Linked DNA regions of Homo sapiens: regions 2 and 3 are each linked to region 1. A link is a loop called in an ENCODE intact Hi-C map of the cell type or tissue named here. Cell type or tissue: ascending aorta. All regions are shown on one strand. Region 1 holds the start of LOC107984128 (a long non-coding RNA gene). Region 2 overlaps CPXM2 (carboxypeptidase X, M14 family member 2). Region 3 holds the start of CPXM2 (carboxypeptidase X, M14 family member 2).

The links. Peaks named below come from ENCODE experiments on the same cell type or tissue, not always from the same donor. Only the 100,000 strongest peaks of a DNase experiment are listed, where the experiment ranks them.
Region 2: a loop joins it to region 1, with 2.5 times the contacts of the local background. A loop is called at or near these places in 4 of 110 quality-filtered maps.
Region 3: a loop joins it to region 1, with 4 times the contacts of the local background. A loop is called at or near these places in 6 of 110 quality-filtered maps.

Annotation. Positions count from the first base shown.
Region 1 is chr10:123,963,603-123,971,602 of GRCh38, reverse strand. It overlaps LOC107984128 (a long non-coding RNA gene), which reads left to right and starts at 4,858. Exons shown (of 3, transcript XR_001747628.2): 1 at 4,858-6,658. RefSeq lists enhancers at 4,985-5,154, 5,151-5,320, 7,546-7,715. In ascending aorta, a CTCF peak has its summit at 3,741 (motif pointing right); a DNase peak (open chromatin) is centred at 3,772; H3K4me3 peaks cover 524 bases; H3K27me3 peaks cover 897 bases.
Region 2 is chr10:123,855,116-123,863,115 of GRCh38, reverse strand. CPXM2 (carboxypeptidase X, M14 family member 2) reads left to right here. Exons shown (of 14, transcript NM_198148.3): 3 at 393-502. Among named protein-coding and RNA genes, the nearest start is that of CPXM2, 33 kb to the left of the region's middle. RefSeq lists an enhancer at 2,939-3,439. In ascending aorta, no CTCF peak of the experiment used is centred here; DNase peaks (open chromatin) are centred at 3,285, 4,955 and 5,265; H3K27ac peaks cover 3,070 bases.
Region 3 is chr10:123,887,565-123,895,564 of GRCh38, reverse strand. It overlaps CPXM2 (carboxypeptidase X, M14 family member 2), which reads left to right and starts at 3,758. Exons shown (of 14, transcript NM_198148.3): 1 at 3,758-4,209. The coding sequence starts at 3,906. It overlaps LOC105378534 (a long non-coding RNA gene), which reads right to left and starts at 1,861. Exons shown (of 3, transcript XR_001747622.2): 1 at 1,582-1,861; 2 at 1,321-1,487. In ascending aorta, a CTCF peak has its summit at 4,165; DNase peaks (open chromatin) are centred at 3,624, 4,494, 4,634, 5,134 and 2 weaker places; H3K4me3 peaks cover 3,786 bases; H3K27ac peaks cover 5,850 bases.

The DNA.
Region 1 (8,000 bases):
GTGTGTATATGTTTGCGATTGTGTTTGTGTGTCAGTGTGGAAGTGTTTGTGTGTGTTCTTGTAATTGTGTGTTTGTGTGTGGGGGGTGTGCATGTGTATGGGGAATATTTGTGTGTGTGGGCATGTGTTGGTGTTTGTGTGTGTTGGGGGTGGGTGTTTATGTGTGATTGTGTGAAATTGTTTTTGTGTGTGGAGGGTGTGTGTGTGTCTGTGTGTGGGGGGTTGTGTGTGTGTAGGGTGTTTGTGTGTGTGACTGTGTGTGGGGGTCATGTTTGTGAGTGACTGTGTGTGAGGTATTTGTGATTGTGTTTGTGTGTGAGTGTGGGATGTGTATGTTTGCAATTGTGTGTGTGACTGTGGGGGTGTTTGTGTGTGTGTGATTGTGTGTGAAGGTGTTTGTGATTGTGTGTTTGTGTGGCGTTTGTATGTATGTCAGTGTGTGGGGGGGATGTTTGTGTGTATGTGTTTGTGTGTGGGTGTGGGGTGTGTGTATGTGATTGTGTGTGTGAATGTGTGGATGTTTATGTGTGGGGTGTGTGTGTGACTGTGTGTGGGTGTGGGGTGTTTTTGTGTGTGATTGCGTGTGTGTGTTTGTGTGTGGGAGTGTGTATGTTTGTACGTGTTTGTGTATGGGCGTGGTGGTATCTTATAGGCTGAGAACCCAGGGCTGGGTCCACTGGTGCGGGAGAGATGCTCCTCTTCATCAGCGACCATCTGGGTTCCTGGGCCTCCCAGAAAAGCAGCAGGTGGCTGCAGGGGGCGGGGCAACGTAGGGCAGGGGGCAGGGCAAGGTAGGGCAGGGGGCGGGCAAGGTGGGGCAGGGAGCGGAGCAAGGTGGGGGCAGTGCAGACGCTGAGTCTTCTGGGGCTAGGCCTGTCTAGCGCTGGGAATACAGCCCAAGCAAGGAGCTGGAGTGTCTGTCCTCCACAAGTGTCCTCACACAACTGTCCTCAAGTATCCTTGGGCTCACAGTTTAAGCCGGGTGAGTAGCGATCATTCAGGGCTGCGGAGTGCGGTGGGAAGCAGAGGGCGGAACCGCGCAGTGGAGCTGGCCAGGGGACTGCTAGGATAGAGGCTAGGGCACTGAAATGAGCTGAGATGTCGTGGGTGCAAAGGGAGGTGCAAGTGGCCAGACGGAGAGAGTGGAGAGAGGAAAGGAGAGAGCAGCGGGCCAGCTTCATAGCACTTAGCTCCCGCCTCTAAAGCAACCTCTCTCCAGCACTGTGGACTCAGACCCAGCCCTTTTGCCTCTCTGCTTGGGCGTCTAGTGAACTCCTCCCGCTCCCCTTTATCGCTCCTCTTGGGTGTCCAGTGAATGCCTCCTGCTCTCCGTTTGCCCCTCTGTTTTAGTGTCCAGTGAACGCCTCCCACTCGTGTCTTCACCAGCATTGCACACCTGTCCGTCCCATCTCTCAGGAGCCAAGGAACCCAGAGCCATCCTGGGCTGCTACCCCCACTCACATCCCACCCACCTGGGATCCTCTGAACATCTCTGAACTCCTCACCACTGCCACCCAAATCCACTTCACCCTCCTCCTCCCTGCAGGTGACTCGGGGCTCTCTGCGCCCCCCTCTTAACACCCATCGTATGCCGGCAGCTGGAAGGAGCCTTTTGAATATGAGCTGGGAACTGTTGCTCAGCTCAAACCCTGCCATAACTCCCCATTGGCTCAGATGAAAGCCCACGTCCTTCCCATGACCCCAAGGACCTACCCTTTCCCTCATTTCCTCCTTCCCAGCCCCTTGGATCCCCTGGGTTTCTCAAATACCCAGGCCTGCCCACACCTTGGAGCCTCCCCGCTGGCTGATCCCCCACCTGGAAGGCTCACCTGTCACCTTGTCAACGAGGCCATCTGGTCACCCTCCCCTGGCATTCCAGGTGCCTTCAATCTGCTCTTTTTTAAATATATATATATATAGCAATTTCATCTTCTAGAAAACCATCATTTACTTACCGTTTGTTTATCGCTCCCCCCGCCCCCCTACCCCTAGACAGCTCCATGGAGGCGAGGAGTTTTGACTCTTTGCTGTTTGGCATCTTCCATCACAATTGCCTGGCACATAGTTTATGTCCAATAGATATTTGCTGATGGTTGGCTGAATGTGAAGATGTGGCGCCTGGCTGGCCACGGAAGGAACTGGCGTTTTGTTCTGTTAACCGGGATAGGCAATAAGAGAGTTTAAGCACAGGTGCGATGTCAGCTGAGTCGTGCTCAGGAAGAAGGCCCTGCTTGCCCTGGGGAAGATGGGCTGGGCCTGGGGGAGGAGACACACATGCAGGCAGGGGTCATCGTCCCTTTTGTCCCTGAGAGATCCTGGAGCAGGGCTGTCCTGCAATGGAAGTGTCCTGCATTGGCACTGCACCTGCAGCGGCCACGGGCCTACGTGTGGCCCTTGAGCACTTGGAATCTGGCTAGGTGTGGCTGAGAAGTTCGGCTTTAAAATTCACTTTATTTTAATTAAATTAGTGCAATTTACATAGCGACATGTGGCTAGTGGCTCCGTGTGGACCATGAAGTTCTGGAATCATCCGGATTAAAGACGGTGGTGCATGGACAAGGCTGGCAGCAACAGCAAAGGTGAAAGAGGTCACCTTTGGGCTTTATTTGGGAGGTAGACCCCACAGGTTGTACTGAAGGTTGGATTAGGTGTGAGGGAAAGAGGACTCAAAAAGATGCCCTGGTTTGGACCTGAGTCATGGAGACAGGGAAGGCTCAGAGGGAAGCGGTGTGGATGGAAATGGCATTTCTCTTTTAGCTGGGTGAGTCTGGAGCACAGGAGGGATCTGGTCTGTGGGGAGAAACAGGAGGCAACTGCAGGTGGATGGCACTTTAATCCTTAGGAGTGGATGATACCAAGGAAGGGGAAAGTGTACCTGGAGCTGCAAAGAGACTAAGGCATCACCAAGCCATTCCCAGAAGTGATTAGATGACATTTGTTGTTATTTGGTGAATGGGGGCTGGACTCTCATATTAAGTCCTGTTATAGAAAAATAATACCTGTTTTGTCACCTGCTTTGTTCTGCAAAATTTGTTCTTACTACAGATGCTAGCACATGGTGGGTGTGAGCCCAGGGTCCTGGCCAGGTGAAAGCAAAATTAAACTTTCTACTGCAAATACTCAAATAACAGCAACGAACTGGAAGCCAGTCTGGCTGGAGGCTGGGATTTTATGGGTGATTAAGTTTGGGTCATTAAAAGATGCAAATCAGCTGGATTTATGATCCTCTATCACTGTCCTATGGGATCAGAGAGTCTGTTTTATGATAACTGCCAAAAGGCTTTGAAAAATACTAGACTGATTTAATGAAATTAGCAGAAGGGAAATAGACTGTTTTCTTAGCAGGATTGAAACTCCCCGTTCCGATTGTTGAGTGTTTCATTGAAGCCCTGAGTCAACCATTTGAGTATACTGGGGTAGAGGTGACCTGGATTCCAGCACTTTAACCTCCAGCCCCTAAACACTCTCCTCTCTGCCCCACTTCTGACAAAAATATGCTGCACACAAATTTTACACAATTTATGCCATGGTTTCCTTGACAGGCAGAACATACATGCAATCTTCTCGGTTTAAATACGTGGTTAGAATGAATGATGACTGTATCAGCAGCACTCTATAACTGATTTTGTGACGTGTCATTCCCAGTTTATTAGCGTGGGCTTCACGGGGGTATCTGAGAACTCAGAAGTCCACCTTTGCACGATGAGGCTGACGCCTGTGTTTGGTTCCCCGACACAGCCAGCAGGGGGCAGGCTGGACCTGGGAATGCACCGGAGCGGCTCCCCGGAGACCTGCAGTTTGCCGAGATGATCCCAAGGACGCCTGAGTCCTGAGTTCCTTCAAAGCCCCGTTCCCCACTGGCCCCTACCGGGACCCAGTTTTCTTCCCATCAGTGAGAAAAGTCTCTGGAATTCTCGGCCGGGTGGTCCAGTTCTCCCTTCCCCGCCAAAAGGGCCCTGGCCTGTTCCAGTAGCTTGTCCTGGCCAAGTTGTCCCTTGAGGGCTGGGGCTCTGGCTGGGGGGTCTGGCTTCTTCCCTCACGCTGCCCTTCAGGGCCAGCTCACTTGGTCACCGCAGCGCCTGTGTTTCAAACCAGCTCCAGGCCCGCTGAGCCCACCTGGCAGCCCTGGGCCCACCCTCCACTCTGGGTCCTGGTCCTACCTAGATAGCCTGGCCTCAACTCTTGGCTCTGCCATTTAGTAGCAACGTGACCTTGGTTCTCCACTTGGTAGTTTTGTCATCTGTAAAATGGGACTGAATGAGTTAATAATTAAGAAGTGCTTAGACGAAGGCCTAGTACGTAATCTGTGCGAGATGGATATAGATATATAAAATTTTCTTTAACTGTGGAATACTCTTATTCTACTTGAAATTTGCAGTGGCCCTCAGAATACTCTTTTATTCTGCTTGAAATTTGCAGTGGCCCTCAATCGGCAGAGGTGAGGAGGAGCCGCTGGAGCTGGGGTTGACCCACTTACCAATACTGAAACCAGGTTGTCAGCCCAGAGACAGAGCCGGCAACGCCGGCCCCTCCTAGATCCACTGGCTTCTCCTCCCAGCATATTTGGGCCGCGTTTTCTTTAAAGGAGATTTTCAGCTGTGAAGCTCTCACCCTAAATGTGCTGTGGAAGGAAAGAGGATTGAGTTTTCCTGTTGTTTCTTTCAAATGCTTAGAGGATGAGTTTCAGTCTCAGACTGGAAAAGCAAGGAAACCCTGAAACTGTATACAGATCCAGACCATTCCAGAAGCCCCTGGAGATATGCAAGGCGGCTGAGAGCTCCAGGGAGCCACAGAGCCCCCCTCACTGCTATTCCTGATGGCCCCGATGCAAGCAGTGGGCGCTCAGTGGGGGGATGGGGTGGGGGGACATGGGGCGGGTAGGCAGACACGCGATCCTCCACTTGGTTCTCAGCACAAGAAACTGGACTCTGAGCCCTACACCACACAAGGCTCTTTTGTCAGACTTCATGTCTGAGGCCAGGGTTTGCTCCCCCAGGTTCTGTGCAGGCCCCCACCTCCCCACCCCACCCCACTCCCCCTCCATCCTAGGCAGTCCATTCTTTCCAACCAAGACCACTGGAAGCAGCTCAAAGCAGCATGGGTTGGCCTATGCTGCATCTGACCGTATTTTAAGAGGCTTTTAATTCTGGAATAGTTCTAGGGTGAGTTCATTGTGTAAATTCCAATGCAAACACTTTTTGTTTTCATCATCCTCATTGTTTGGTTTCCTCTAACTCATGTAATCAGTTGAAATATTAATTACAAAAAGATGGCGGGGCATATAGAGCTGGAAGCGATTTGCTTTATCCGACAACAGAGGAGGAGACGAGCCTGGAGGGGAGAGACTTGCCCTAGATTGCCAGCCCCTGGTAGGGCTCCCTGGGCCCTACCCTTGGTTCCTGGGCTTCTGTCCTATTTGCTGACTTGCATTTCCAGTGCTGATTTCCCTGGAAGTGGCAAAGCACTGGAATGACCCGTGAACTTAGGAAGTGTCTGAATAGTGTGGAAGCCACGGTGGGAGCTTGGACCCTCTTGGAAAGGAAGCTGGAGTGGTGAGAAGCCACTGTTTGGCTGTGGGTGTGGGGCATGGAGAGGGGGCAGATTTCTCTTTCCTGCTAAGGTCATTCATCAAGGGGGGACTCCAGGGCCCCTGACCTGCTGGGGTGATGGGTGACGCTGGGACTCTCTCACCGCAGGGCTGCCTTCAGATTAGAAAGGGAAAGGGTGCTGGTAACGGCAGCTCCTCTGCTTAGCTGGAGTGACAGGCAGCCATGCAGGAGGGCTGCAGCTGGGGTCAGCCCATGCAGTGATTCCCTGGTGGTCCTTGGGCAAATCAAACCTCCTTCCCCATCTACAGACAGAAGGGGGATAGGCTCAGACTTGTTTTACAGGCTTGTTGTAGTGATAAAATAAAGTCTGTGAGAGCAACATCTGACATATGCCAGCGGAGGGTGCCCAGGGGGCATGTGGCTCACCCTGAGCAGTGGCCGTGGCACAGGCTGGGGTGTCTGCCGCTGGGGAGGCGAGAGAGCAGAGCGGTGCTGCAGTGGCTGTCCCAGCTGGGGGAGTAGGAACCTCTGCTGGAGGTGGAGCTGTGTGTCCCCGTGAACTCACTGGGTGACTTTTGGTTCTTCGCCCAGAGCTCCAGCATCACCAATGAGTGGGCCTGCCCTTTCTTCCCAAACTCTGAGACTTGGGCGAACACTTGATCTTCTGGGACTCTGCTTCATCCTTTGATGGAGTTCGTGCCCATTGGGTTGGTTAGAGTGAGGAATAAAAGGATCCTGTCACTAAGTGCTTTGCACAGTGAGCCATCATCTGCCAGTCCAATGTGGGGAGAATATGCCAGGGGGAGATGAGGGCAGGAGCCTCACGTAGGGTGTGAGCCAGGCAGTGGCTCAGAGCAAACTGAGAAGGTCCTTCCAGCCCTGGATTCATGTCTCCATGGAAACCTGCTCTTGCCAGAGAGTCCGCCCAGCCCAGGCCCCCCTCCTCCAGGGCTGGTGGGTTCTTCAGCTGGAGCTCCAGCATCACCGATGAGTGGGCCTGCCCTTTCTTCCCAAACTCAGAGAACTGGAATGGGTTTCCTTACCTGGGACCTGCAGTTGACTGGGGAATGGAATCCAGGATTCTGAGTGCAGAAGTTTCCAGATTCAGGGTAAGCTGGGTGCCTGGCCGCTTCTATGTGCAGGGAGAACAGACCCTTCCCTGTCCCCCCATGGTGCTGAGGTTGTGTTTAGTGAGAATGTGACGAATTGGGCACTAGGTGTGAGCAGAAGCTTGTAAATAACCAGGGCCTTTCCAGAAGGTCTATATTGATCTCAGAGATGCAGTGTTTGGAGGTCCCGGCATGGACTCCTCAAATGCCCCCATTCCCTGCATTTTTTTCATACTAAGCTGTGAAGGTCAGACTAAGCCATGAAGGTCAGAATCTGTGATTAGTGGGTGAATGGCCTCCCTTAAATAGCCATGGCCCAGCTAGGTATGATTCTGTCTGGGTGGCAGAAAGAGCCTTGAGTCAGGAGGCCAGGGATGAGTCTGGCTTCAAAACCTCTGACCCCAGCCTCGTACCCTCACTCTGCCTGTCTGTTTCTCGGCTGTAAGCTGGTGATAGCATGGCCAAGGCTCTGAACCCAGCTTCTGCCCTACTTCTGTCTGCCTGATTCTCCCTTTTCCTTTTCCTCTCCTTGTCCCTCTCTCCATCTTCCCTGCCAGAAGCAGGGCTGGCTGCCCTCTCAGTCAGGGTGTGCAAGGCCCCCAGGGAGGCGACTGTGGGTGCATGCATGCATGCGTGTGGGGGTTTTATGTGGCAGTGTCTCTAAGATTGGGTTTGGGGTTCATGAGATTATTTTCCAAAATTAGAAAGCAAATGTATGTGGGGAGGAAGGAGGTGCTGCCAGAGGGCATGTCTAGCTGTCTCTTTTGGAAATTAAGGAAGAGGAGGTCTAGTTTGGCCCCTAAAGTCATACTTCCCCTTGGGGCTGCAGTTTTTAATCTGATATCATTAACCAAAGTCACTGCAAAGCTCCTCCCAGGGCTTTGATTTGAGGTGAGTGGGAGCCCCCTGTCTTCTTGGGGGTTGGGTGATTGTTGGATGACATCAGAGAAGCCCAGTGTTCCAGGTCAGAGCCTTACTCTCCCTGCAGGCTCCCCACCTCTGTCCACCAGAGGATTTCCTGTCGCGTCTGTTTGCTTATTGCTTCTCAGATAAGTTTTCATTTGAAACAGTGGTCTGAGGCTCTAAATCATTTGAAAGTCTTCTCTCCCAGTGTTCAGACAATTCCCCTGGTTCTAACATTTGGTGATTCTGCAAGAAGCCTTCATGCTAGGGCAAACAACTCTCCCACTTTGCCCAGCGCCGTGGGGTTTCTGGACATGGGACTTCTAGTGCTGAAAGTCCCAGGAAAACCAGGCCAATTGTTCATCCTCTCACATTCTCACTTGAGTAGCTTATATTTTGAGCCATGCTTGTTTAGAGAAGGGAAAGACACCATTTAGAA
Region 2 (8,000 bases), 110 kb after region 1:
CTTATATTCCTCTGCTCATTAGCATGCACAATATAAAGGCCAGAGTTGCTGAAGCAAAATCCGCAAGTTCTGATTAATTTGCAGAGCTCCAATGATGCTTCCTGACTGAGTCATGTTGGGGAAGGATCCTTAATTGGGAACAGCCTCAGACAGTAGCATGGACAGCAAAAGAGAAGGAATATCAGAGCAAAAACACCCCTAAAGCAAATGCCAACAAGAAAGAACATTGGCTTAATGTTGACAGTTCAATCAACCGTGTCTGGAAAGACCAGGCATGCCTGTGGGTGGGAGTTCAGGGGAAAATGGAAAAGCACGCGGCCAGATTTAGAAAATAAGAAACTCATCCCTTTCAGCATCTGTCGTTGTTTTTAACAAGCATTTGTCCTTTCCAGGTTGCCCACCTCTTGGTCTGGAAACCTTAAAAATCACAGACTTCCAGCTCCATGCCTCCACGGTGAAGCGCTATGGCCTGGGGGCACATCGAGGGAGACTCAACATCCAGGTACCTGGCCCTGTGGTTGGAAGGATTTTGACTGCCTTGTTTATTGCTCTGGTTCCTTGAGCTTGGATCAGGCAATGCGCAGGATTTAAAATGCATTAGCCTGGATGCTCACAGTAAGAAAGGATATTGCTGAATGATCCTAATTTTACAGAGAGAGCTCTGAGACTCAGGGAGGCAATGTCTTCTCCAAAGACTGTCGTGAGTAAAAGTGAGACCACCAGTACCTGGACCCAGGTTGTTCCTCTTCCACCTTTTGAACACTTCTCTTCCATATGCTGTTGGTCCAGAAAGGACAGGAGGAGAAGGTGGAATGCCTGGGGCATGGCGGGGCAGAGCCGTGGCACACGAGGCAGTGGCATTTGTCTTCCCTTGCCTCCCTGCCAGTGCTTCTTGTCTCTGCCACACACACACCTTCCAGGCTTTCCTGTGGCTCCCTCCATTGTGTTCCCCCGGGTCAAGCCCTGCATGGCTCCTGGGACCATGCACATCCTGGCTGGTCTCCCTCCTGGAGGCTCAAGGGCCTTTCTGACCTTGGGCCTCAAGACTGTCAGGCCTCCCTCTCTGTCAGTCCCATCAGTCCGAGGTCTTGCTCCAGGAAGGTGAGCTCCTGCCTGCACACTCTACACGCCGTGCAATTCTTGACTCCAGGCCCTTTCTGTAGCAGGTTCCCCTGCCTGAAACTTCTACTGCCCAACCATGCTCCACTCACATGAATCCCATCTGATCCATGTATGAGTTTCCTATTGCTGCTGTGACAAACGTAGCCTCTTCCCACAAATGTATTCTCTTACAGTTCTGGAGGACAGACGTCTCCTTGGGCTAAATCAAGGTATGCAGGGCGATGCTCTTTCTGGAGACTGTAGGGAGAATCAATTTTCTTCCCCTTTTCAGTCTTGAGAAGCTGCCCCATTCCTTGCTAGTGGCTCTTTCCTTCTTCAGAGCCAGCAAAGGCAGATGGAGTCTTCATGTGACTGCCTGTCTGGTTCTCTGTTCTGATTTCTTGTTCCCCTTTTGAGGATCCTTGAGATTACACCGGGCCCACCTGGATAGCCTGGGATCATCTCCCTTCCTCAAGCAACCTTCATTCCATCTGTGACCCTCATTCCTCTCTGCTGTGTAATCTAATATATGCACAGGTTCTGCGGATTAGAGCGTGGACATCTTTGGGTAGGAGTTATTCTGCCGCCCCATCCCCAGGGCATTTTGTTCCTGCCCCACCTCCTGCTGATCTGTTCTTTCTCAACTTAGCACTTGATCTCTACCGTCCTGTGTGGCTCTCTAATGGCACCATATTCTAGTTTTCTTTCTATAGCTCTTCTGTATTGGGAGTAGTTTCCAAGCCCCTTTGCACGTGCACCATCTCTGGCCTAGGGAGGGAGGAGGTTCCTTGCCCCTGGCCCTGAGAGCCATCAAGGGTGCACTCAAAGCTAATGGCTTCCAAGTGGCAGAGTGGACCCCTGACTCCCCCAGCGGTCTGTGTAAATGTGCTAGGGGCAGCTGCTGTGCTGGGAACTGTGTACAAACAGATAAGGTTCCTTCCCAGGGAGCTCATGGGATTGGGGGCATCTGAGCCAAGCTCTGACTCCAAGCTTTGCTCTTTCTCCACCCCACCCCTCAGACTGCACCGCATCAAACAGACTTTCGAACTGCTTAACCTCCGCCACTTTTCAGTTCAGACGAATTCAGGTAGAACATTTGTAGAACTAACTTTAAGGAGATCCGAAGGTTGGTTTATAAATACTCGTATAAAAAAAGAATAATAACTAATAAGAAATATTTGGATGTGCACAACTGTCAACTGCAAACAATCTCTTATGTTTTATGAGGGATGAACACATGAGCCCGCAAAGCTTGAGCTGGAGCTATGTTCGTGTCCCCACAGTGCCTCCAGTACCCTAGACGGGGCTCCAGGCCTCTGAGGAAATGACAGTCAGATCCAAGCAGGGCGTGTGCAGCCTGTTTTGTGCATTAATTAGGGGAGCTGTCGTCTGATGCTTTGCATGATTTCTCTATAATTGAAATTATCCTTTGAAAAAGAGAAAGTGTTCACATTTATTTGTGCTTTCGGTCAAAAATTAAAAGGTCCTGTTAATCCTAAATGTGTTGGGGTTGAATGGGAAGGTCGGGGGAGCGTGGTGTTTTTGTCCCTCCAGTTGGGAATTCCACCGGCAGAGTGCCACGCAGGGTGTGCCAATGAGATGTTGTAGACAGGCATGCTGAGTGCAGACCTTGGCCTTGATGTTTCTAGATTGGGGGACTTTGGAACAAATGATCTCATGTCTCTGAGGCTCAGTTGCCTCATCAGAAAGATGAGAGTCCTAATCACTCACAGAGTTCCTTGAGTGGTGACCTTAGGTGACTTCTGATTTTAAAACATTCCCTGGATCATCTCCTTCCTCTGTTGAAAGGCTCTGGTGGCTTCTAGTTACTGTATGAGGAAAGTCCCAGGTTGGTCTTGGGTGACTGGGTCTCTCTCTGAACCTTCATTTACTTATTTCCTTGGGTTGTATCTGCCCCTTCCTTGTGAGTAAGCCCCATGTTAGATGTGGCCTTGTTTCTCCTGCTTGCCCAGCCCCTGGTGTGCAGAATAGCACCTGCAACATGGGAGGTGCACTGAGGATATGGACGGAGACCTGGCTGAGGTGCAGATGGTGTTTATTCACTGACCTACCTTTCCTGGGCTGCACAGGAGCCTCACCGTAGATGGGGCGTCCAGCAGGGAGCAGCCGGCGAGGCTGTCCTCACTTCGTCTTCCTGGCTTCAGGTAGTCTTTCACCCGTGAGAGGCCCACCCCAGGCAGAATGCCAAGCTCCCCTCAGTGAATGCATTGGCTGAGCGCACTCTCCTGCCTGTGGTCAGGGTGAAAAGGAGGCCGTGCATGGGGATCACATCAGTGCTATTTGTCTTCGTGGGTTTTTCTTTCTTCAGGGGCATCTTATTTACCCTGATGCTTTCTCACAGGAAAGTCTCCGTACCTGCTCTTAGACTGTGAAGTTGCTGCTTTAATAGCCAAATCTGGGCCCGCCATCCCCAGCCTCTGGCTCTGACCCTACTCGGGTACCTGGTGTCAACCCCAGACAGGACAGTGTCGTTTGCAATGTGTGTCTGTGGGCTTCGACATACAGCCCCAGTCCCCCACGGGGAGCACACTAGGCTAAATCGAGGTGTCAGCAGGGCTGTGCTCCTGTGCCACAGGGAAATGGGGACGAGGTCAGCCCACTTTTGTGGTTTGTGTCTTCCAGAGCCAGTGCCACATGCAGTGTGATTCCACTGTCACAGGTGCATAATTAAAGTCAGTGTGTGCCAAAAATACATCTCCCCACACAGAACGGTTTGAAATGCAGTTTAAAAATAACCACATCTTGTCTCACATACGAGTATTTTGTAGGCGTGTTGAGCTAATGGGATTTTGTGATCGAGAAACCCCAAGATGTCAGAATTAGAAACTGTGTTTAATACCCTAGTGCAGGCTGTGAGCTGGTTTAGCCTAGCGCTGTGCCGGCCTAGGACTCTATAGGCGCAGATGTGGCTGTGGTCCAGGCTGGAAGGTATGGGGCTCACAGGCTGGGATGCTGGTGCTGGTCGCTCTGCTGACCAGCCATGTGGCCTCGGGTGAGATGCCCTCATTCTCCAAGGCTCAGTGTCGTCATCAGGAAGGTGCAGGTCCCACCGCTGGCTCTTCCTCCGTCATGGAATTGTGAGTGTCAAAAGGAGTAAAGAAAAAGAATTGCCTTTGGCAGTTCTCAAATGCATATTCTTACCTATTAGCATTCATTCTTGCAGCAGACCATTGTGAGGTGCCTGCTATGTGACAGGCATGGAAAGGGCCATGACAAAAAGCCCTAGGGATTCTCTGCCTTCAAGATGCTTCAGTCTTTAGCAGAGGGAGAGTGGGAATCAGCTCCAAGCATTATTGGCACAGTGCTAAGTGCCTTATGCACGTGATTTCATTTATTCCTCCAACATGGAAGACAGTACTGTTATTATTACCTCTGCCTTATAGAAAAACAGACACAGGGAGCATGGGATGACTCAGCTCACATTTCCCAGGAGGGGCAGATTAAGAATCCAGGCAGCTTTAAACCTTGAGTTGTTGCTCCTAATGATGCCATAAAATTGCCTCCCAAGTCAACAGATAGAAGTGGTATAGGTCCAACAGCTGGACTAGTGATCAAACCGTGTACATCTCTCTTTTCTGACAGTTATCTCACATTGATTTATTCATCTGCACCCTCGCCAAATGCTGAGCCGCTTGCAGAAAATGTGTCTCTTGCATTTCTGGGTATTCCCCACCCTGTGTGAGCGCGGTGTCTGCACATATGGATGCGCTGAATCAACAAAGCTTCTGTGTAGTGGCTGCAGTGCTTAAGGGAGCTTAAGCAGGAGAAGCCTAGGAGGCGGCCGGGCAGGCTGGTCTGCTGTCACATGTGTTTTTCTAGTGCATATTTGCCCTGTGTGGTTGGCAGATACAGGGATGATGTCATTATGACACAGAAGCAGCATTGGTTCATGTGTGACTTTTGCTAGTCTGTGAATGGTCTGTGGGGCCGAGCACCAGCACCTGGCCACAGAGTGCACTGTCACGGGTGAATATGGAGTCTATCAGTGGTCTGTGGGACCAAGTATCAGCACCTGGCCACAGAGTGCACTGTCACGGGTGAGTGTAAAGTCTATGAATGGGCTGTGGGACCAAGTATCAGCACCTGACCACAGAGTGCGCTGTCACGGGTGAGTGTGGAGTCTATGAATAGTCTGTGGGACCCAGCACCAGCACCTGACCACAGAGTGCACTGTCAGGGGCGAGCGTGGAAGCTGCGGAGTCCCGTGCGTGGTGCCCTGTGCCTCCTGTTCCTCGGCGTCAGTGGGGCCTGTGCTGGTGCATTGCTCAGGTTCTTCTCCGTTTTGCCCTAGCCTTCAACTCAGCAGCTCCACGCCGCCTTCCATCTCCACGCCGCCTTCCATCTCCACGCCGCCTTCCATCTCCACGCCGCCTTCCATCTCCACGCCGCCTTCCATCTCCACGCCGCCTTCCATCTCCACGCCGCCTTCCATCTCCACGCCGCCTTCCATCGCTGGCATCACCTGCCTCCCTGCTTGTTTCCTTTTCAGATCAAATCCTATAATTACAGCTGTATTTAAACACTGTTTTGAGCAACTCAACGTGTCTCCTTAATTGTGCTAATGTGTTTTTAAAATTAATTTTTTTCAGTCTTCTGCTTCTAGACCTGTATAGATTTTGAATGGGCTGGCTGGTGAGCTGGGTTTTAGACTGGGAACTTTTACTGGAATACATTTGCCGTGTTACTACAGAAATACCTGTCTCCTTTTCCATCATTTTAAGCAGAAGACTTTGAAAGAGTCCTTATAACTCAATACTTCCTTTTTTTCAAGTAGAATTTTACTTTTGTTAACTTAATAATATAAGGTTAGAGAAAAAAACCAACATTTACATTTTATCACTACATTGGGACAAAATAGACTTTTCAGGAATTCAAGGAAGACATCCAGTTCAGCAGGAGAGCAAAAGTTCGGCCCCTCACCTATGATTATTCTTCCTGTGCGCCCAGGACCCCTTTATACTAACTCACTTGTGAGGCTGTGATCTCATTTAGAAACAGTCACTGGTTTCTTCCATTCTGGGAGCAACTACGGACAGATTGGAAATTAACATTCTGAGTCTCCAAGAGAACATATTGACAATGACCTCTAAAATCATGCTTAGGGCTAGGTGCGGTGGCTCATGCCTGTAACCCCAGCACTTTGGGAGGCCGAGGCGGGTGGATCACCTGAGGTCAGGAATTCAAGACCAGCCTGGCCAATGTGGCAAAATCCCGTCTCTACTAAACATACAAAAATTAGCCGGGCGTGGTGGCACACGCCTGTAATCCCAGCTACTTGGGAGGTTGAGGCAGGAGAATCACTTGAACCTGGGAGGCTGAGGTTGCAGTGAGCCATGATCATGCCACTGCACTCCAGCCTGGGCGAGAGGATGAGACTCTGTCTCAAAAAAAAACAAAAAAAAGCCAAACCAAACCAAAACAAAACATGCTTGGATCCTTTGCCTGTAGGTAGTCTTAGGAAGTGACCCTATGTTCAGGTGGGTCATCTAATGGCAGCTCATCACCTGCCCCACCCCAAAGAATCCTCCTTTGAGGACCCTAAGATATTTTCCCTGGGTCATAAACTAAGGAAGGGGGTTCGGGGACAGCAGCCCTGCTGAAGTGATTTATTGCACCACTGTTATTATTTTGGATATTTTCCTAGCTGGCAAGCCTCAAACAGATTGCAGTAGTAAGCACTGCCGTGTCAGAGGGCTGGCTTTCAACCTCATTCTCAAGAATTTAAATTACAGTAAGTCAGTCAGGGTCTGACGTGTGATCAGAAGAAATGAAACACCAAGTGTGTGGTTGGGACTCAGGATGTCACCACAATTCCTGCCTATAACTGGGGACCGACTTACATCCCTTATAAATGGGGATGTAGAAAAGTTGGTGCTTAGATCAGAGCTTGGAAGAAACAGCTGATGTTTTGAGGTCACAAGGAAAAACGTAGCACACTCCCTGCACAGCTCTGGGTGTCCTTGTGATAGCCTGGTCACGGTCGTTTGGCACTCTGTGGACCAGGTCTTGTCTCACCCATGTTAGAAATGACTGAGAGTTTGGTCCCCTAGAGAGAGAGGCTCACCTCTTGCAGCTCTTCCAGGAGGAAACGTCTGGCCATAATAATAGTGTCTGTCAGAGCCATTTCCCCAGCACTGCTGGAAGGAATCATGAGTCCTCTCCTCAGTCATTTCCTTAAAAAAATTATATGGAGCACCTCGATGCCAGTACTAGAATCTAGTTCCAGTGTTCTCATCCACTTTTTACCTAAAATGAGGTGGGATATTTGGAGGCGGCTGCTGCCTGTGGCTTCATTTGTACCCCCGCATGAAGACATGAATGCAGTTTTAGAACATTGAACCAACTGAGTTTTATCCTGTGTCACAGCTCATGTTCCAGGGCACGTCCTGTACGTGTCTCCCTGTACCTTTTGGCCCCAGTGCTCTTGGGGCCCCACTTTGACCAAAGGTGGAGGCCACCCACATTTCTCCTGGCAGGAAGTCTATGGAGAACCTTTGGCAGTACCATTTTCCCAGGTCTCACCTGTGCCCGACCCACACCTGCCTGTGGCTGGGCCCTGCACCCGTGTCTTTGACCCTAAGCCTATCTCTTCCTTCATGCCTTCCCGATTTTCTGTTTTGTTTGTTTTTGTTTTTCCTGGCTATGCAAAACCTTACTGTGTCTCACAAGTTCTTCTTGGGGGCCATATATGTGCTAAGTGCTGCAGAGGCAAAAATAATCACAGTAGACATAGTTTCCGAGTCAAGGAATGTCGTGTTTGTTCTGATAAAGGGATTTTGTTCTACATCTGGCTTCAAGCAAACAGTCTGGGAGACAGTGTTTGGATGCCAAAACACTGGAATTTTGGGTATTTGGATTTTTATGGGAATAACAGGACT
Region 3 (8,000 bases), 76 kb after region 1:
GATTAGTTATGCAGAAGGAGTTATTGAAATTTTCTGTGTTTCTTATATTCTGTTGGTTTCTGTGGAAGATGCAAAGTTAGCATATTATAATAATCACAGAGCTTATCAGTGCTGTGCAGGAGGCCATTAAGAGTCTGTCTTGGCCGGGCATGGTGGCTCACGCCTGTAATCCCAGCACTTTGGGAGGCCAAGGCGGGTGGATCACCTGAGGTCAGAAGTTCGAGACCAGCCTGACCAACATGGTGAAACCCTGTCTGTATGAAAAATATAAAAATTAGCTGGGTGTGGTGGTAGGCACCTGTAATCCCAGCTACTTGGGAGGCTGTGGCAGGAGAACTGCTTGAAGCCAGGAGACAGAGGTTGCCGTGAGCCGACATGGTGCCACTGCACTCAAGCCAGGGTGACAAAGTGAGACTCTGTCAAAAAAAAAAAAAAAAAAAAAAGAAAAAAAAGAAAAAAAAAAGAATCTGTCTTATGGTTGTTGCCCAGTGGCAAGTGGAAAGAGCCAAGTTTGAGTGAGCTGGTGAGCCTTGAACCTTACCTAGAGGGGTTAGGTTTACTTGGGATTGGTTAGCCCTGCAGATTCTTCGGTCGGGGAGCAAGGTTGTTAACGGGTGTTTAGGGAGAATGAATGGCTTGTTGCCTTGAAGGAAGAGTGGACGGCAGATCAGAGAGGCCCAAACAGCGAGACCTGCTGAGCACGGATTCCCATCATCTGCCATGGGTCTCTGAACCATGGGCTGAGTGATGGGCAGTGGGAACAGAGGAAGAGGCAGATTAAAGAATGTGTGCCATGAGAGCAGCAGGACTTACTGCTATGTATTAGAAGGTGAAGGAGAGATGGGGCCAAGATGACCAGGGAGGTCTTCATCTGAGAAGCTGAAGAACGCAGGACCCTCCCAGGCAGATAGGTGAGAGTTGGGAGAAAGAATAAGGCTTGCAAACCAAGAGAATGAGGTCAGCTTTGCCGCCCTATCTTCCTAAACTTCATGAGCTCTGACTGTGCCTTGCACCTTTCCAGGACGGGCAGCACCAGAGAGAGGGAGCCAGAGGTAGACAAAGGAGGCTCCAGGAACAGTGCCGTGGGCTTCTGTGTTGGGAGAACTGGCATCAGTGCAATCGATTCTTGTTCTATTTGTCCTACTTGCTTTAATTATGTGTCTCTCCAGGGAAAACAAACAAGCAAGCATTGATAGGGAGAGCAGTAATAAGTGGGACTCATTTCTTTATTCCAGGGACATGTTGAGAGGCATGTTTGGGTAGGGCCTTCTCTGGACACTTACCAGACACTGCAGAGCGGGTATATGTTATGTTACTCACCTAAGAGGTGCTGAAAAGCGGTAAAGTGTCTTCAGGACTCATGGGCTTGGGGCCATTGGGATGTATATGGCCTGACTTTAAATATTGGTTAAAGGCAGCAGAGCAGGGTTAGTCCTGGCCATCACTAGCTTGCTGTGTGTCCTCAGGTAAATCTGGGCCTCAGGATCCTGTGTAAAATGAGAGGGAGAAGATTCATCTTAAATTTGGATGCTATCAGAATTACCTGAGGAACTTCTTAGATATGCTAGTACTTGAACCCACTCTTTAGGAGATTCTGAAGGTCTGGGGTGCCGCCTGGGTGTCGGTCTGCTGTTGAGCAAGCTCTGGGGGTTCTGATGGAGGTGGTGCAGGGCACCGTCCTGGCCTGGGCTGCCTCTGCAGTCCCTCTGGCCAGGATGCCAGGCCAGCCTCTTGTTAGCGCTTCACACAGCTCGCTGGAACGCTGGGTGTGTTGCTTGCTGCTGGAGCCGCTTTCTGTTTCACCACTAAAGACTGTGTTGTCGTCTGGAGTGCCTGGCTTCAGATAAAACAGTCCCCAGGAGTGAGCCCTGGGGATAGGCCATGGAGGAGGGTGGGTGGGGATCCAGGAAGGGTTGGGGAGCAAAGAGTGGTGGGTGGGGAAGGGGACCCTCCTGCCCTCTCACCCTGAGGACTTCTGCTGGCTCTGGATTCCAGAGCGTCCTGGGGGTTTGACAGGCAGGACCAAGGCCTCCTGGTCCCTGCAGACAGGCCCTGCCTCAACCAGCAGCCTCCTCCTCTCCCTCTGGTCATTCTGCTTTGGCCTTCAAACTGGAAGCCTGGAAGACTGGCCCTAAAAGATGGCCTGGTGGAGTGGCCTGCGCAGAAAGAGAATGACAACCTTCCTGGTCCAAGCCCTGCCCACTGTGGGGTCTCAGGAGCCCCCACTCTAGGGAAGTCCTCACTCCAGGGCAATGGTGAGGCCTTGCCCTGGTGCCCTGACTCAGCTCAGTGGCATCGTAGGATCACATCACAGACCCAGAGGAACTGGGAAGGTGACAGGCCAATGCAGGCTTGAGGGTCAGTCTGTCCCTGTAGCGCACTCCATGGGTTCCCAAAGACATCTACACCTGAATACCTAGAACAAGAGATAGTTACGGAACCTGGCAAAAAGTTAGGGAACATGGCAAAATGGACTTTGCCGATGTGGTTAAGGTCACCACTCAAGATAGGATGACTATACTGAATTTTTTGGGTGGGCCCATCTATTCACACTCTCTTAAAAGCACAGAATTTTCTCTAGCTGGAAGGCGGAAAGATGTGGCAGGAAGGGAAGCGATTTGAAGCTGTGCCAGCTCTGGCTCTGAGATGCCGGGCCCACGTGCGAGGACCAGGGAGAGGCCTGGAGGAGCCTGCAGAAGACATGAGGAGGAACACAGGCAGCCAGCAGGAGGAAAGGCGCCTCAGCCCACAGCCAGCGAGTGAACTGCACGTCAGTCCTACTACCGCAAGGAGCTGAATTCAGCCAATACCTGAGTGAGCCCGGAAGTGGACTTTTCGCCAGAGGCTCCCCTAAGAAACCAGTCCTGCTGACCCCTTGATTTTGGCCTGGTGACACTCGCATCAGCCTTCTCACCTGCAGAGCTGTGAGATAGGTGTTGTTTGAAGCCACTAAGTTTGTCATCGTTTGTTACAGCAGCAAGGGAAACGATGCAGTCCCTGGTTCCCCACATCCCCGCCTGGAGAGCAGAAGCCGCAGGGCCATGGGCCTGGGCTCCGCATAAAGAACCCATGCAGAGTTGTCCAAAGCAGGAGGCCCTTTCTCAAAGGACCCTCTGGGCAAGAGCCTGCTCTTGGATGAACCACAAACCCTCTTGTGACCCCTGGATGGCCACCTTGGGGTAACGTCACTGTCTTTCCCAAGACCCAACAGAATCACAGTCTCAGATGGGAGAGGGCTCCTCCAGGGTCCCTAGGCCCTGCTCCCAGGGAACTTTACTCCCAGAAACCCCGGGAACCTCAGGAATTCCTCATTCCCAGTTCCTGAAACAGTAGCATGGCTAGTGGGAAGTCCACGTCTGCGGAATGGTCAGCACACGGGGCACGGTTTGAGAGCTGGAGGCTGCTTGGGCTCTGATTTACTTTAGGACCCTGGGCCAATCTTTTCTTCTCTCAGGTCACGTTTCTCCACCTGTAAAACAGGAATGGAACAGCGGGCCTCAGTGTTTTCTTCTAAGATTGAAACTCATTAGCGTCTCTGGGGAAGCAGGCCCCACGCTGGCTGGCCTGCGGGGGAGGGGAAGGGGGCTTTCTTGGGCTTGGCTGCTTGGAACACCTGCCTCCAAGGACCGGCCTCGGAGGGGTCGCCGGGAAAGGGAGGGAAGAAGGAAGGGCGGGGCCGGCCCCCCTGCGCCCGCCCCGCGCCTCTGCGCGCCCCTGTCCGCCCCGGCCCAGCCCAGCCCAGCCCCGCGGGCCGGTCACACGCGCAGCCAGCCGGCCGCCTCCCGCGCCCAAGCGCGCCGCTCTGCTGTGCCCTGCGCCCTTGCCCCGCGCCAGCTTCTGCGCCCGCAGCCCGCCCGGCGCCCCCGGTGACCGTGACCCTGCCCTGGGCGCGGGGCGGAGCAGGCATGTCCCGCCCGGGGACCGCTACCCCAGCGCTGGCCCTGGTGCTCCTGGCAGTGACCCTGGCCGGGGTCGGAGCCCAGGGCGCAGCCCTCGAGGACCCTGATTATTACGGGCAGGAGATCTGGAGCCGGGAGCCCTACTACGCGCGCCCGGAGCCCGAGCTCGAGACCTTCTCTCCGCCGCTGCCTGCGGGGCCCGGGGAGGAGTGGGAGCGGCGCCCGCAGGAGCCCAGGCCGCCCAAGAGGGCCACCAAGCCCAAGAAAGCTCCCAAGAGGGAGAAGTCGGCTCCGGAGCCGCCTCCACCAGGTAAGGAACTTTCTGCGCTGGGCAGCCCGAGGGGGCGCCGGTGGTTGCGCGCCTCCAGGGGACAACTGGCTTCTCCCATTGTGTGTGTCTGGGATGGGCCAGTCCCGGGAATCTCCCTGTTGCCGCCTCTGCCTCCCTAGGGACTGTATCTGCGCTTCCTGCCGGCCCGCCCAGCTTCCCAGAACTTGTCCTTGACCCTGACATGCATTTCAGCTCTGGCTTATGCCCTTAGGTAAAGAGGGAGCTGTGCAATTGGGAGGCTGCCTATGAGAGTCAAAGTTCTTGTTTCAAGCTTGAAATCCCCTGAGCTAAGGGTCTTTCTGCTGGATGCCTCTTACTTCTCTGCCTACTTCTTCAATCCTCAAATGCGGCTGAATTTCCGCTTTGGGGATGTGGATGGCTGGCTGTTTTGGCAGATGGCCTTCTAGGGAAAGCTCTGCCAGTAGGCCTTTACCCAGTCGTGTCCCTTCTCAGCTCCCTCCTTCCCACTCTCAGCGGGTCTCTTGGGTCCTCTGCCCGGCTGGGGCAGGATGGCACAGCCTCCACTGGGGAGTCTGTGCCTGGAGTCTGCTGCAGCCTGGACTCCGGCTTGGGGGCTCCCTGGCTGCCTGCAGTGCTCCGTCTTTCATCCAAGTCTCATACCCTTCTCAAATCCATCTTCAGTTTCTGCCAACCTCATTTTCTTAGGAAAATGACTTCCACTAAATGACGTAGTTTATTAACCACCTTGTGAAGTGGGGCTTTCTCTAGTTCCAAATGTTCTTTGCTTAAATTGCAGGGGCTGCAGGCCTGGTATTTCAAGAGTGGGGCATGAGCAGGAATGTGGCCAAATTCTCTGGCCTCGCAATGGCCTTTCCTGAAAGGAGATACGTGCGGGTGCCACCGTTACAGGGCTCCGGGTATGGAAGGCATCGTCTTTGTTTGGTTAAACTGCTCACGAAAGTCAGCAGCCAGGGCAGTGGGAAAGTGGAGGAGGGGTGAGGACACAGAACTCCTGAAAGGGTGGACCTATATGAGCACCCCCCTTTGCAGAGGCCCTGGCATGCTTCCATTTGTGGACAACTTTGAATGGGCGGAGATTTCTGAGTTGTGTGACAACCCTGAACACATCCAGAATTTCCAGTGTTTCAGGGAGAGTTATGGGAATTCAGATGTTTAAGAGCTACAGTGGCTTAATAACAGGATTAGGAGTGGGAAGAGACTTATATTTGTAGAATGTCGACTGTGACTCCATTAGAAACTTTATGTGCCAGTTTCATTTCATCCTTTCAGTGGCTCCGAAGGGTGGGTGAGGCTCAGACAGTTTAAGTAACTTGCTCAGCGTCACTTGCTGGCTTGGGATATTTGAAAGCCTTTCTTCTGTCCTTTTTAACTCAAGGCCTTTTTGGTTTGGTAGTTTGAATCAAATCCACATGCATTCTAGTTTTTTTTTAAGTGCCTGCAATGTGCTTAGCTCCGTCCTGGGCATGGTAGGGTGGTGTAGGCAGGAGACATGTATGTTGGGTTCTGGCAGTCACTGGGGGTAGTGCTAAGGGGGAAAGTGGAAGAGAGCCCCAGACTGGGAGTCTGAAGACTGGGCCTAACACCCATGTTTAGGGCTCATCAACTTGGGGATCTGGAATCATGGCTCAGTTTCCTGAGCTTTAACTTCATCATCGTTTGCAAATAGGAAGACTGCACCTGCCACCTCACTTTACTTTGTCAATTGCTGTAAAAACCTTTTTAATGAAAGCTTCCAGTGTGCCTGCCCGCTTATGTGCTGGTCTTCCTGTGAACCTTTCATTCATTCCACAGGCCGTTACCAAGAACCTGCTAAGCACTGGTGCTGGGTGAGATCCTAGGAATGGGGAGAGCAAGACGTTCCTCTTCCCTGCCCCCCAGCCCCCGCCCCCCACCACATGGAACTAGCTGGGAACTCTGAGAAAGTAATCACAGTTGTGTTAAGGGTTGCACAAAAGTGTGGGGTGTTAAGGTAACAAACAAGCTGGGGGAGCTCACTGAATCTGTGGGGGCTTGCGTAATGCTTCCCCGAAGAGGTGATGTTTAAGACTTGACAAGTAAGTCAGCTTGATTGTCCTGGGGACTCGTACAAGTGACCGGACATCATTCCTAAGATAGGTTTCTTTCCCTACAAAACACATCTCAGAAAGTCACAGCCTGGCCTGAGCAGTGTCCACAGACTAATGTGTCTGCAGACTCAGGGGTTACATGGGGAAGTGACTCTCTTTAGTCCTTGGAGAAACAGCTCTTGCCACTCTTGGAATGGGGTCTCTGGAGGAGAAATCAGAGTGTAACCTGAATTTGCAAGAAAAAGCTCATTTGGTTTTGGAAGGCCATCTTGCAGGTAGAGACAGGCCATGGGGGAGCCTGTTGATTCGGTGCCTAGCCTCTGCTCCTGCAGGACACATTGCCCAGTTCACCGCAGCCCTGGCATCCACCGGGATCTCCAAGCCCCATACTGAAAACACGTCTTCGGAAGATCTAGAGACTCACATCAGAGGCCTGTTGGGACAGCTGCCTGCAGACCTGCTACCATGTCAGCTGTGTTTCTAATGAATTCTGTGGGGCTTTTTTAGAGCTCTCCCCAACCATGACAAGACAAGTGTGACATTTATCTCATATTTTTAACTCCTGTCCTTTTTTATTTTGGTGTTTGCTCAGCAGAATCCTCTGCCCTGGACCAAAGTGGGAAGACTGGTTTAAGCGTGAACTTAGTTAGGGGAATCAGTGACAGTTTTGTGCAGTTAAACTACACTAGGAGAAAATTATTTTTTTTCTACTTTAAGTAGCGGCTTGATCTATATGCTGCTCGTGGTGTAATAGAAGCACTTATCTCTGCATTGGATTGTTTTGGAATATCTTAGGAAGGCACTTACATAGGAAGGAACATTGGACTGTGGCCTGGAGTGTTTAATGCAAACTTCTGTACTTTGCTTCACTGGGTGGATGATGCAATGCTATGTATGAGGCACTGAGGTGGGAGTGAGGGGTTCAATTTAGAGATGCATAACAGTATAAAAGCATATATAACTAATTAAAAGTCTATATGTACTTTATCTTTGCAGATGATAAAATATTTCCCAGATAGCTCTTGTTTTGCATAAAGGTGAGTGCAAGGAAAGATGTATTCAGCAGTGATTCCCCACACAGGCAGATTTTCTATGTGGTAGGCCCTAGGAGGGAGCCCTGTTTTAACCCTGTAGCGGGGTTTATGCAAGGAGCCAAGGGCATTGGGGATTTGATCTTGATGTGGGTTCTGGCTTTGACCATTGGCTGTTCTTTCGCACCACCACAGAAATGCCCAATGGGTGTGACATGCTGACATTCATGGAGATGCTTGGAGAACTGAACCCTTTGGCTAACTGAGAGTATTGCATTTTCCATGAGTGGCTAACAGGTTTCCAGAGAAGTAGAGCCCCAATATATTAAACAGAATGGAATCTTTAAAAACATTTATTTAAGCTTTTATTTTGAAATAATTATAAACTCACAGGAAATTGCAAAAATAGTACACTGAGGCCCCATGTACGCTTTGTCAGCTCCCCCCAGTGATAACCTCTTAGATGATTCTAGTACAAGATACTTCAATCTTGGCAGGATTGATGTTTTGGGCCAATTGTGTGTTTGTTTGTGTATGTGTGTGTGTGTGTTGTGTGTACGTGCCAACAGAGGAGGAAGGGGGTTGCCTTCCTGTGTATTGCAGGATGTTTAGCAGTGTCCCTGGACTCCAAATTGGATGCCAGTAGCACCCTCCCCCCTGTTGTCACAACCAAAAATGTCTCCAGACATTG